3 separate regions of the Homo sapiens genome follow, and regions 2 and 3 are each linked to region 1. A link is an interaction called in ENCODE POLR2A ChIA-PET data of the cell type or tissue named here. Cell type or tissue: Panc1. All regions are shown on one strand.

Region 1 (4,000 bases):
CTGCATACCACAGGGAAGTTCATTAACCTAAGTGGTAGGGGGCAGCAGGAGGGGAGACAGGGAGACAACAGAAGCAGGGAAAGAGAAAGGAGAAACAAAGTTGTAGCTTTGGTAAACACCACCACTAACCTTGTTGCAGAGACACCAAGGTTATTAGAAAAGTGACGGCAGTAGCACTGCCAGGTTTGGCTGGAGCAGCCACCACTACCACTTGCTTCGCCGACTGTGTAATATATGTGGAAATGTGGGAGATTCTCGTGCTACATCATGAAACTGCATCTGTATGCTAAATATCTAGAGACAGGAAGAGCCCTGGAAAAGGAAAAGAAGAGCAATCCCTGTACTATGTAGAAGCCTAAAATCCTTGACAACGCAAGATTCTCCTTGAACAGCTCTATCAAGCAAGTAAAAGACACACACACCAGGAATTGGTTGACTGGTGCTTTAAAATCATTATCCATGTGTGTTTTGCTCCTCACTCCAACAAGGGCATTATATAGAGCTGAGAACACATCAGCATTTAGGAATTTCCCAAAATACTCTTGGTAGGAGGGATTCCCCACACCCAAGCCCATGAAAAGGCAAAGCTGCTCTGCAACTTACTTCAGCCAGAGAGGCAGGGTGCACAGCCAGCCCTCACTCACACACCCACGCACACATACGGACAGGCTTTCCCTAGCATCCTGCACTGAAAATGAGGAGACTGTTCCCTTGACTCCCTGCACAGTGCCACATTAACATTTTCAGAAGCTACTGGATACACAGAAGGCTTTTCCTGACAAACAAGGACATCCAGAGATCTAATCCCTGCTGACAACTGCTTTGTGGAACTTTCTGTCCTTTTCAGACATGCCTACTTAAATCTATTCTTTAACCTCTCCTGCAACCAAATGTAGCCAATTAAAAATTGTACTTACCTTCAACAAAATGGGAAAATTACTCACAGCTACAAGGTGGCTTGATTTTAAGTAAATGAATCACATTTATATTAGCTTTAAAAATCACAATTACTATTTGCATAAGACACATCCTTCTAAGAGATCTATCAAAACAGAGCAACATTTTCCAAACGTGACAGTATTAATTTGATAGGATCTGAAAAAACAAAGCCTTTGTACTTCCCTTTTAGTGAAATTCAAAGTAATCTCTCTGAATTACATACTCTTTATATTGTTCTCAAGAGGGAGCAGAAGAAAATCTTCTTTTGGAAAATGTCATCCCCTGAGAGATCCAGGTAAGTGGGCATTCATCTTTGCAGTACAACATGAGGGGTTAAGCAAGGAGCTACACCATCCAACGGTGCCCGGCTTTCCCCCGGCTTCACTTGGATCAAGCAGCAGGGTTAATTACGTGGAACAGCCAAAAAGGTAAAGTAACTGGGTATTGACTTTTGGGGGCTGGTAATTTCTATAGTGCCTATGGCTCTAGACTTCCTAATAAGCTTTTCCTTAATCTGCTTTTGAAACTAAAGAGTCAAGAACAAAGTAAAACAATTTTTTAAAAAGAAATAAAGAAAGAAACAAGCAACATCCTCCCCACTCCCCAACATTTGGAGCTAATCATGGGGAAAATCCTTCCTATAGGCATTTGATTTTAGGTACTTGTCACATTTTCTTTCCCAACTCCACTCCACCCCACTCTATGCGTTTTTCTTGGCATGATCTCTCTCCCTTCCTTTGAGAAAATAAACTGCATTTGCTCTATATTAACACTTCAGATACAACAGCTCCCCCCAACAAAATCCTCTCTTTATCCTGGAAGGTTTAACTTGACATGTTTTTTTCCTCAGAAGAAACCAGGCTAGAAATCCCAACACTGCTCCACTAAGTAAACTCTCCTAGGAAGAGAGGATTCACATGGCATATGCAAAGCCTCCTAGATGCCAAAGAGTTGAATAAGTGGCACATGGCATATGCAAAGCCTCCTAGATGCCAAAGAGTTGAATAAGTGGCATGTGGCAGTTCCACACCTGAGTCCAAAACACATCCCTTCAAAGAGCCACCAGTGTGATGTCCTCAATAATATTCTAAAATGAATAGCATCACACTGTTTTGGACATGAAGGTGATGGTTCTGAAAGGATAGGAAGGAATGTAAAACATAATCTATTTTAAAGTATCTGGAGGCTCTACATATAATGTAACTAGGTGGTATGCCTATGCCAGATGATAAAATCTAATTTGAAAAGTCTACACATTGACATTCTCTACCAAGGTGGAGCACACACAATGCGGTGGTTTCATTCAAACTATTCAATGAAGTACTTAGGGTGAATATTGATTATGCTTAAAGTGCATTCCACAAATACTTCAAACAAACTGAGTTATTTCCTTTTTCCATGGCCAGAAACTCCCTTCGCATTTTCCTATAGGAAGCTTAAATATAAGCTCTCATATTTAAGCCTCAACTGATTCTGCAAATTGCTCAGGTTTGCCTTAGGTTCAGTGAAAGACATAACCAGTCACAAATATTTCTAAACTCCTTCTGCAGGATGTTGGCTCACAGTAACACAGCTGCACTAGAATCAAAATAACTTCTGAAGCTACTGGCTTTGCTGGACAAGATACGAATAATACATAAGCCCTATATGCAAGAAACTAGTGAGAGGAACTAGACACACATCCCTGTAAAGTTAAATAAGCAAACAAAAGTTAAAATGAGTTCCACAGAAGAGGCAGAAATTCAGTTTGATTTTTAAGGATTATGGGCCGGGCGTGGTAGCTCATGCCTGTAATCCCAACACTTTGGGAGGCCAAGGCGGGTAGCCTGAGGTCAGGAGTTTGAGACTAGATTGGCCAACATGGCGAAACCCCGCCTCTACTGAAAATACAAAAATTAGCTGGGTATGGTGGCAGGTGCCTGTAATCCCAGCTACTCAGGAGGCTGGAGGCATGAGAATCGCTTGAACCCAGGAGGCAGAGGTTGCAGTGAGCCGAGACTGCGCCACTGCACCCCAGCCCAGGTGACAAGAGCAAAACTCCATCTCCAAAAACAACAACAAAACAGATACACGATTTTAAGGATTATGTACGAGTTAGAAAAACGGAAAAGAATAAAAGAGTATTTGAAAAAGCACAGGGTGAAGAAGTACACATAGCATGAGGGTATGAAGGTACCGGGCACTCTACAAGTAGAAATGGACAAGCTTAAGTATCGCTCTAACTCTATAAGCACTCCACAAAGGAGTATTGGGGCAGGCTAAGGAGGAATATGGCACAATCTTTTGTACTGCCAATTGCTGTGTTCCTCTCATCTGAATGTGTGTCATGGTATTTTTTGTGGAATCAGCAATGGTGAAGGAGAGCTCTGGGGCAGAGTATAGAGACTCATGATCTGGGGACTGTGGGGAGGAGTCTGCAGTGTCCTGGTAGCATTCATTGGTTTCTTTCATGAAAGTGACCCCAAACATCTGATGAAGATGAAAAGGAGTTTCCCCTTTTTGCAGCCTATTCATGGCCACAAAGCACAGTGTCCTTGTTTTGTCAGAATTGACTATTTGGATCTTCCAGAGAGATCCTGTCACTAAAATGGATTCCAAGATCATTATTCCTTTGGCCAAGTCGCAAAGACCTTAAACATACTGCAGCAACCAAAGGAAGAAGAAAAAAAAAGAAATAACATAAAAGTAGGTTCCTATTTTTCTGAAGTATTATTTGGGAACTAAGTAACCTGTCACTCTCATTCTTCACCTAGGAATTAGCTCAGGCTAAGCTCTCATATTTAAGCCTCAACTGATTCTCAGGAAAACAAAACATCTGCTTAAGTTTTGCAGATGCACATGACCATCTATTTCTGAAAACAACCATAAATACTCAAACTCCGAAAGGCTTGTTTTAACCAAACATGGAATAAATGAATGATACTTCAAATACTGTATGCTCTGTGTATTTCTGGTTTTGTGGAATCTTTACCACCTATAACCTGACTAGGACTTAAGAGATGACTTTAACTCTACAATGATTCATTTAAAAATAATAAATCTAAGATACTGAGTAGGCTGT
Region 2 (4,000 bases), 48 kb after region 1:
GCCAACTTTCCTTCTAAGGAATTCATACATGGCTGCTTCCCTTACCCCCTCTCTTTACATTTCAAATTATCGACCCAATACAACTAGACTATATGCTCTTTAAAGTCTGGGGCCCAGGCCTAGCAATGGGCATTTTACACAGAAGGTACAGAATAATAATTTTTTGAAACAAGTATTTCTTGAATTGAGGTTTCTGCTCATCTATTATTACCACTTTTATTCCTATAATGTTAAAGTTTCTGCTATTAACATTAGTGACTTCTGTTCTTTCTTCCTGACCTCAAAGACACTACCATATCCAAGAATGAAAACTCATGACTGGAGAATTTGAACTACACAACTACTATGGTATCAACAACCGCTATAGTATCAAACTGAAGTTTAGAGAAAGCAAGTTAAGAGTCATATTCAAGAAAAATGTCTGTGGCCATTTAGAGTTTAAACCACAATTCATATACCCCACACGCTTCACTAACAAGACTAGAAAGCTTTTGGGAACACTGTAGTGAAGTATCAACAGTCTTACATAAACTTTTTTTAAACATTGAAAGCGACCAGCCTGTGAAAGCTCTTTTAGCAAATGCTAACACATTTTTCCTAGCACTACCATCTCAAACACCAAACAGCTTTATGTTGACAGCACGCAACAATGTCCAAGATTGTCCACCATTTAGACTGCTAAATGCCTGGCCTAAAAAATCATCAAAAGGGCACTATTGAGCTAAGGCAAAGGAAGCATATTAATAAATCTCTTTACTGACAAAATGTTACAGATTTGTTAAGTACATGAGAGAACTACAGCATTTAAATAATCAAAATCCTAAGCAAACATTTACTAAGATAATAATGGCAGGAGGAGGTGTGGCTCAGTTTCTGTTTACGATCTATTTACTAAAGCAGCTTAGCAACATTTATCCTAAACATACCCAGGATGCAAGTGTTGGTCATAATCCTTCTTTCCTAATAAGCATAAAGGGCCAACCCTTGGTCTCTGGGGGATATAACAGAACCATCTGGGGAAAAACAAAAGATGTCTGGGTTAGAAGGAAATATTTTCCTAAGAATGCAACAATTTTTTCCACTCTCACTTCCTTTTAGGACTAAACCTTTAGACAGGGGTACTAGGCAGCAGCAGTCAGGGCCTTACTGTCTAGTTATCTGATAATCCAAACCTTGGAGATGAAGGTAAATCTGAGCATGCAGAATGATCTGTAACAGCCCAGCTAACTTTCACTGTCACCAGCCAGATCAACTACAGAAAAGAATAAAGGCTAATGAAGCAAATCAGTCTTCCAATGGCAAAAAAAAATCCATATATCCAACGTCCATGAATACACAAATCTGTCAATAGAGGGTTTTAAACACTTAAATTGTTTATAGTAATTTACTAAGTTACTTTTGAAAAATTGTAAAGTATTAATTTGTGTTGATTTGCAAAACGAGAATATTTTTTGCATCAATGTCACTAGCCAAGAAACAAGTGTTTACAACTGTTTTAATAGAGCAATATATACTCATTGTAGAAACTAAAATTAAATACAGAAGTACATAACATGGGAAATGACAGTCTCCTATCCCATCCCCTAGAGACAACCACTATTAACACTTTAAACCCCAGTATTCTGCAATGTTCTATGATTACCAAATATTAATATCAAGGTTGAAGATCCACAAAGATATTCTATATAATTAGGCACCTTCTCCACTCCTGTACCCAACTAGTGAAACTAAAATAGTCTACAATGTCCCTGCCAAGTGTTCATCCAGCTTCTGCTTGAACAAATCTTGTGACATAGATCTGATTACCTCCCAAGGCAGTCCACTCTACCTTACAACAGCTTTATTCTAATACTGAGTGGCTAGTTACCTTCCCATTAGATCATTCTGGTTTCTCTCTTGAATATGCCTTTGTTTTTAAATGTTTACCATTAAAATAAGGTACCTAGACATGAACACAATACTTTGGGACAATCATAGTCCTCATTCTGGACACCATGCTTCTATTAATAGAGCCCAGATAATACTGTGGACTCATGATGAACATGCTGTCAAGTGAAACCCTCCAGGTATTTTTCATATTACCTGCTATTAAACCACATCACATCCATCTACAATAACACTAACTTTTTAGATCATATATGGGATTTTGCACTTATCAATGTTTAATACGTTTTAATCAATTCAGTCAATTCTTTCAGTCTGATAACTATTTTCAATCTCTAGTCTGAAAAAAAACCCAACACACTTTAACAATACAACTTATTTTCATTGCCAGTTCCAGGTCATATATGGGTTTGCAAAGCAAGTCATTAATATTCCATCCATGTCATTAATAAAAATGCTGAACACTGAAATACTACTCAGCTATCAAAAAAAAAAAATTCTGATACATGATACAACACAGACGAATTTTTTTTTTTTTTTGAGACAATCTCACTCTGTCACCCAGCCTGCACTGCGGTGGCCCGATCACAGCCCACTGAAGCCTCAACCTCCTGAGCTCAGGCAATCCAGCCTCAGCCTCCCTAGTAGCTGGGACTACGGGTATGCACCACCACACCCAGCTAATTTTTTTAAAATTATTCGTAGAGACGGGGTCACACCTGTAATGCCAATACTTTGGGAGGCTGAGGTGGGAGAATAGCTTGAGCCAGGAGTTCAAGACTAGCCTGGGCAACATAGTGAGACCTGTCTCCACAAAAAAAAAAATTTTTTTAATAGCTAGGCATGGTGTCACACGCCTTTGGTCCTAGCTACTTGGGAGGCAGAGGTGGGAGGATTGCTTGAGCCTGGGAGGTCAAGGCTGCGGTGAGCCATGATCAGGCCACCAAGCTCCAGCCTGGGTGACAGAGTGACCCTGTCTCAAAAAAACAGTGATTGTTTGTAAGGAAATTATTAAAACCTTGGTTCAATATCCAATATCTTAACTTTAAATTTTCAAATACTTCAAAACTAGTAAGTATTACTATGCCTAAAGCACAGTGCAGTCCAACGGAATATGTGAGCCACATATATAATTTTAACTAGGCCAGTAGTCACATTAATAAGAAAAAGATAAAATTAATTTTAGTAACATTTTACTTAACACAATATATAGGAAATATTATTTCAACACAAAAATAATCCAATGTATATTTTGTATTTGCAGTACATAGTAGTTTGGACTACACACACCTCAAGTCACATGTGGCCAGTGACTAAATGTCCATTTTAGATCTGAGTAAAGCAAGGAATTTCTTTCTTTCTTTTTTAGAAACAGGATCTTGCTCCATCACCCAGGCAGGAGTGCAGTGGCTCAATCATAGCTCACTGCAGCCTCAAACTCCTGGCCTCAAGGGATCCTCCTGCCTCAGCCTCCCAAAGTGCTAGAATTACAGGTGTGAGCAAACGCACCCAATCAGGAATTTCTTTTGTAGTATTCATCAGTTTTTATAGATTCTGCCTCTAGTTCTTACTTGTAATTTCCAATTAACATAATTATTATTTACTCTGAGGAGTTTTTCTTTCCTTCTTGGACCACATTCCCTTTAAAGCTTCTGTTAACAGACTCCTACTATAATTTTCTGAATTTTAAAAAATATTACTTTTAAAATAATTTTTCCAAATTTTCTCCAATAAGCATATTGTACCATCATAATAAAAAGTTAATTCTTTAAAACAAACAAACAAAAAAAGCAGGCCCAGGTTTACTTTATCTACCTTCTGTGAAATTAAACTACCAGAAAGGCTTGTCAAGACTGAGTAGATGCTGCAAGTTAAGCTATATAAGATTATCTAAATGTTCTTTAAAAAAATATATATATATATATATATATATGAAACATATATATCGGGTACCACCAACAGAGTACTCGTTATGTGCCAAGCACTGCCATAAATGCTTTTCACACATTGGTTCATTTTATATTCACAACAACCTTACAAGATTTCCCTTTTTTTAGACATGGGGGTCTGGCTGTGCTGCCCAAGCTGGACTCGAATTCCTGGGCTCAAGCAATCC
Region 3 (4,000 bases), 74 kb before region 1:
TTTAAAATGTTTTCAAAGAAGGTTTAAGAACATGCCCTTTAGCTTTAGTTGAAGGTTATTCTGGGAACTGGCTTATAAAAGATCAAATGGATCACATAGCTCATTTTACAGATATGAAAAAACAGGCAAGGAACTGTCTTCTGAGTGGGTCAAGGAGAGGCTTTCCCAAGGATATCAGGTGAAGTTCTTGATATTGGTGAATACAAGCCCTGGTTCCATTTAGCAAGATTTTATTAAGCAGTCAGAGATTGCTGGGCTAGACTTCATAGCCTGTAGGACGTGGCTCTCGGGATCCAGAGCTTTCAAGAAGTACACTAATAAGTGAGACTCTTACTCCAAAACAGTCAATTCATGTATATATAGTACAGTATTATATCCAAGCTGATAAGTGAGAAACAAAAGTGAAATCCTAAGCCCCTCAACTGACTGAATGGACCCCCTCTTGGCCAAGGGGACCCCAGGGTAAACCTTTAAAGCTAAGTTCTCAGCCATGACAGGATGGGAGGTCAGACACAATTCATTATACCCCTTCCTTGCTAGCCACCATTAGGCATTCTTTCCTAAGGGCTTAAGAGAAACTAGCCCTTTCAGAAGACTCCACCACTGATATCAACCAATTAACTGACCAACACTGCCCCTTTTTTTTGCCTGACAAGAGGCCACCGACCGTGGAGTGGTTCTGGCCAGTCTACAGAGAATGCGCAGTGAGGGTTTTCACACCCTCTGCTTCATCTTTTGATGCCAGAGAGCTGAAAACTCCACCCTCAGATCATGCTGACGCAGCCATTTTTTGTACACGGGACCCATGAAGGGGCATGAAGATCAGTTGTGCATACACACATTTCTCCTTTCATAAATATGCATGGCCTCTCCTATAGCGTACTGAGTATGTATATTTGGCCACCCTGCTCAGCATGCATCCTGTTCTTTTTGCCTCTTCCTCAAAGTGTCTGTTTTTGGCTTCTGAATGGAGGCTACACTTCCCAGCCTGTCAGAATGGCCACCCTGCAGCCTGCAACCTTTATGAGAAATATAGGTCTCCTTTCCAAATTTATGAACCTCGCCATTCTTCAGTTGTCATAAGTTAGCATTCTATCAAAAACAATTCATGTTCTCTTGAATGTCTTCATGAGCTTGGCTAGACAGAACCAAAACTCAGATGTTTAAGATTTTATAACAAAATGTTATGAAGGGAAAATTTATTATGAACTATTAAATTGAAGGGATCTTCTACAAAAGTATAGCATAGAATGCCTATTTCCTTATTTTCTCCCTCAGTATTCTTGATTTGTAGGGTCCCAGTAGAACAACTATCAAAATAGCCCTCTTTTGGAATAATTTTCACATACATTTTTTTAAAAATGCATTTTTAAAATAAAAAATTTTTACATAAGCAACTGAGCATTTAAAGATGATGTTAGCACTGAGGAAAGAAAACAGGCTTTGGAGTCAAATATGGGACTGAACCTTGGCTCTGTAATTTTGGGTGTATTATATAACTTCTCTGAGCCTCACTTTTTTCGTATATAAAATGGGCTTTGGCCAGGCATGGTGGCTCATGCCTGTAATCCCAGCACTTTGGGAGGCCGAGGTGGGCAGATCATGAGGTCAAGAGATTGAGACCATCTTGGCCAATGTGGTAAAACCCTGTCTCTACTAAAAATAAAAAAATTAGCTGGGCATGGTGGTGCACGCTTGTAGTCCCAGCTACTCGGGAGGCTGAGGCAGGAGAATCACTTCAACCCAGGAGGTGGAGGCTGCAGTGAGCCAAGATCGCGACACTGCACTCCAGCCTGGCAACAGAGTGAGAATCTGTCTGAAAAAAAAAGGGGGGGGTTTAATCCCTAACTCACAGAGCTGTTGTGAGAAATGAGTGAAATACATAAATAATTTAAAACACTTAGCATATTACATGATACATAAATGATAATGTTTCCTTACTAGCTTCTTTGAAGAATCAAAAGTTGACCAGATGTGGCGACATGTGTCTGTAGTCTCAGCTACTCAGGAGGCTGAGGCAGAAGGATTGCTTGAGCCCAGGAGTTTGAATCTACAGTGAGCTATGATTGTGCCACTGCACTCCAGCCTGAGCAACCGAGTGGGACCCCATGTCTAAAACCTTTTTTTTTTTTTTTTTTTTTGAGACATCTTGCTCTATCACCCAGGAGTGCAGCGGCATGATCACAGCTCACTGCAGACTCGAGCTCCCAAGCTCAAGCGATTCTTTTGCCTCAGGCTCCCAAGTTGCTGGGAACTACAGGCGTGCACCACCATGCCAGGCTATTTTTTTTTTTTTTTTTTTTTTTTTTAGAGACAGGGTTTCACCACGTTGCCCAGGCTGGTCTTGAACTCCTGAGCTTGAGCAGCGACCCACCTTGGCCACCCAAAGTGCTGGGACTAAAGCCATGAGCCACTATGCCTGGCTTCTAAAAACAATTTTTAAAAATAAAGTAAGAGTCAAAAATTACATTCTATTATGCTTCTAAGGATTTATATCCCTACTAATCAAAGAGTTTATAGCAAACATATGTTAAGATTAATGTTTTGGAAATCCAAAATGCATCAAGCTTTCCATAGTTGTAGTTGTAGACATTTACATCTTATTTCCTTGTCTATTCTAGTAATTCATAAGGCCTACATTATATACAAAATCTTCACACTAAAATCTTTCATGATTTGAATTTTCAAGAAATAAACCTAATTGAGACATAGTTTATAAATAACAAAATACATTCTTACTTAAAATGGAAATCTGATGAGTTTTTACATAAGAATCAAAATAAAGAACATTTCTATGATTCCCCCAAATTCTCTGATCCCCATCCCAGTTAATCCCTGGGTAACCATTGATCTGATTTTGTCACCACAGATTATATTAGGTTTTTATAGATTTTTATATAAATAAAATCACGCTATGGACCCTTTTATATCTGGCTTCTTTCTCTTGGCATGATTATGAGATTCACCTATGTTGTTATTAGTAGTTCATTAATTAACTAGTTCATTAGTAGTCATTCATTTGTATTGCTGAGAAGGGTGTCAATGCATAGACACACCACAACTTGTTTATCCAGTTGACGAACATCTGGGTTGTTTCCAGGTTTTGGCTACTATGAATAAAGCTTTTATGATTATTTGCATACAAGCCTTTGTGTGACATGTTTTCATAGTATATCTTTCCCTATCCTTTTACCTTATCCATGTTTTATTTAAAGTGAGTTTCCTGTAGAAAGCTTATAGTTGGGTCTTGCTATTTTATCCAATCTAACAATCTCTGCCTTTTAATTAAAGTATGTATATTATTTGCATTTAATGTAATTTAAGTATGGCTGAATATAAGTCTTACCATCTTACTACTTATTTTCTTTTTGACCCTACTGTTCTTTCTTCTACTTTTCCTCTATTCTTGCCATTTTTAGATTTACTATCTTTTAATCTCTTTAAAAAGGATTTTTTCATTTAATCACTATTTATTATAATTTAATCTCTTTTTTTAGAGACAGGGTCCTAATCTGTCTCCCAGCCTGGAGTACAGTGGTGTGATCACAGCTCACTGCAGCCTTGATCTCCTGGGCTCAAGTGATCCTCCTACCTCAGCTTCCTGAGTGGCTAGGACTATAGGCATATGTAACTGTGCCTGGATAATTTTTTTTTTTGGTGGGGGTAGAGACAGGGTCTCACTATGTTGCCCAGGCTGACCTTGAACTCCTGGACTCAAGCTATTCTCACACCTCAGCATCCCAAAGTGCTGGAATTACAGTATTGAGCCACAATGCTCAGGCTAATCTCTGCTATTGACTTATTAAATATACCTTATTTTATTTATTTTTATTTTTTTTGAGATAGGGTCTTGCTCTGTTGCCCAGGCTGGAGTGCAATAGTGGGATCTTGGCTCACTGCAACCTCCACCTCCTGAGTTCAAGCCATTCTCCTGCCTCTACCTCCTGGGTAGCTGAGACTACAGGTACCCATCACCACAACCATACTAATTTTTCTTTAG

Evidence for each region. Peaks named below come from ENCODE experiments on the same cell type or tissue, not always from the same donor. Only the 100,000 strongest peaks of a DNase experiment are listed, where the experiment ranks them.
Region 2: POLR2A ChIA-PET joins it to region 1 with 6 read pairs; 6 of 35 experiments call an interaction of 5 or more read pairs at or near these places.
Region 3: POLR2A ChIA-PET joins it to region 1 with 9 read pairs; 2 of 35 experiments call an interaction of 5 or more read pairs at or near these places.

The regions. Positions count from the first base shown.
Region 1 is chr10:72,781,373-72,785,372 of GRCh38, reverse strand. All of the region lies in intron 1 of MCU (mitochondrial calcium uniporter), which reads right to left. Among named protein-coding and RNA genes, the nearest start is that of MIR4676, 62 kb to the right of the region's middle. RefSeq lists a silencer at 1,708-2,002. In Panc1, no CTCF peak of the experiment used is centred here; DNase peaks (open chromatin) are centred at 522, 906 and 1,982.
Region 2 is chr10:72,733,498-72,737,497 of GRCh38, reverse strand. All of the region lies in intron 1 of MCU (mitochondrial calcium uniporter), which reads right to left. Among named protein-coding and RNA genes, the nearest start is that of MIR4676, 14 kb to the right of the region's middle. In Panc1, no CTCF peak of the experiment used is centred here; no DNase peak of the experiment used is centred here.
Region 3 is chr10:72,855,078-72,859,077 of GRCh38, reverse strand. All of the region lies in intron 2 of MCU (mitochondrial calcium uniporter), which reads right to left. Among named protein-coding and RNA genes, the nearest start is that of OIT3, 37 kb to the left of the region's middle. In Panc1, no CTCF peak of the experiment used is centred here; no DNase peak of the experiment used is centred here.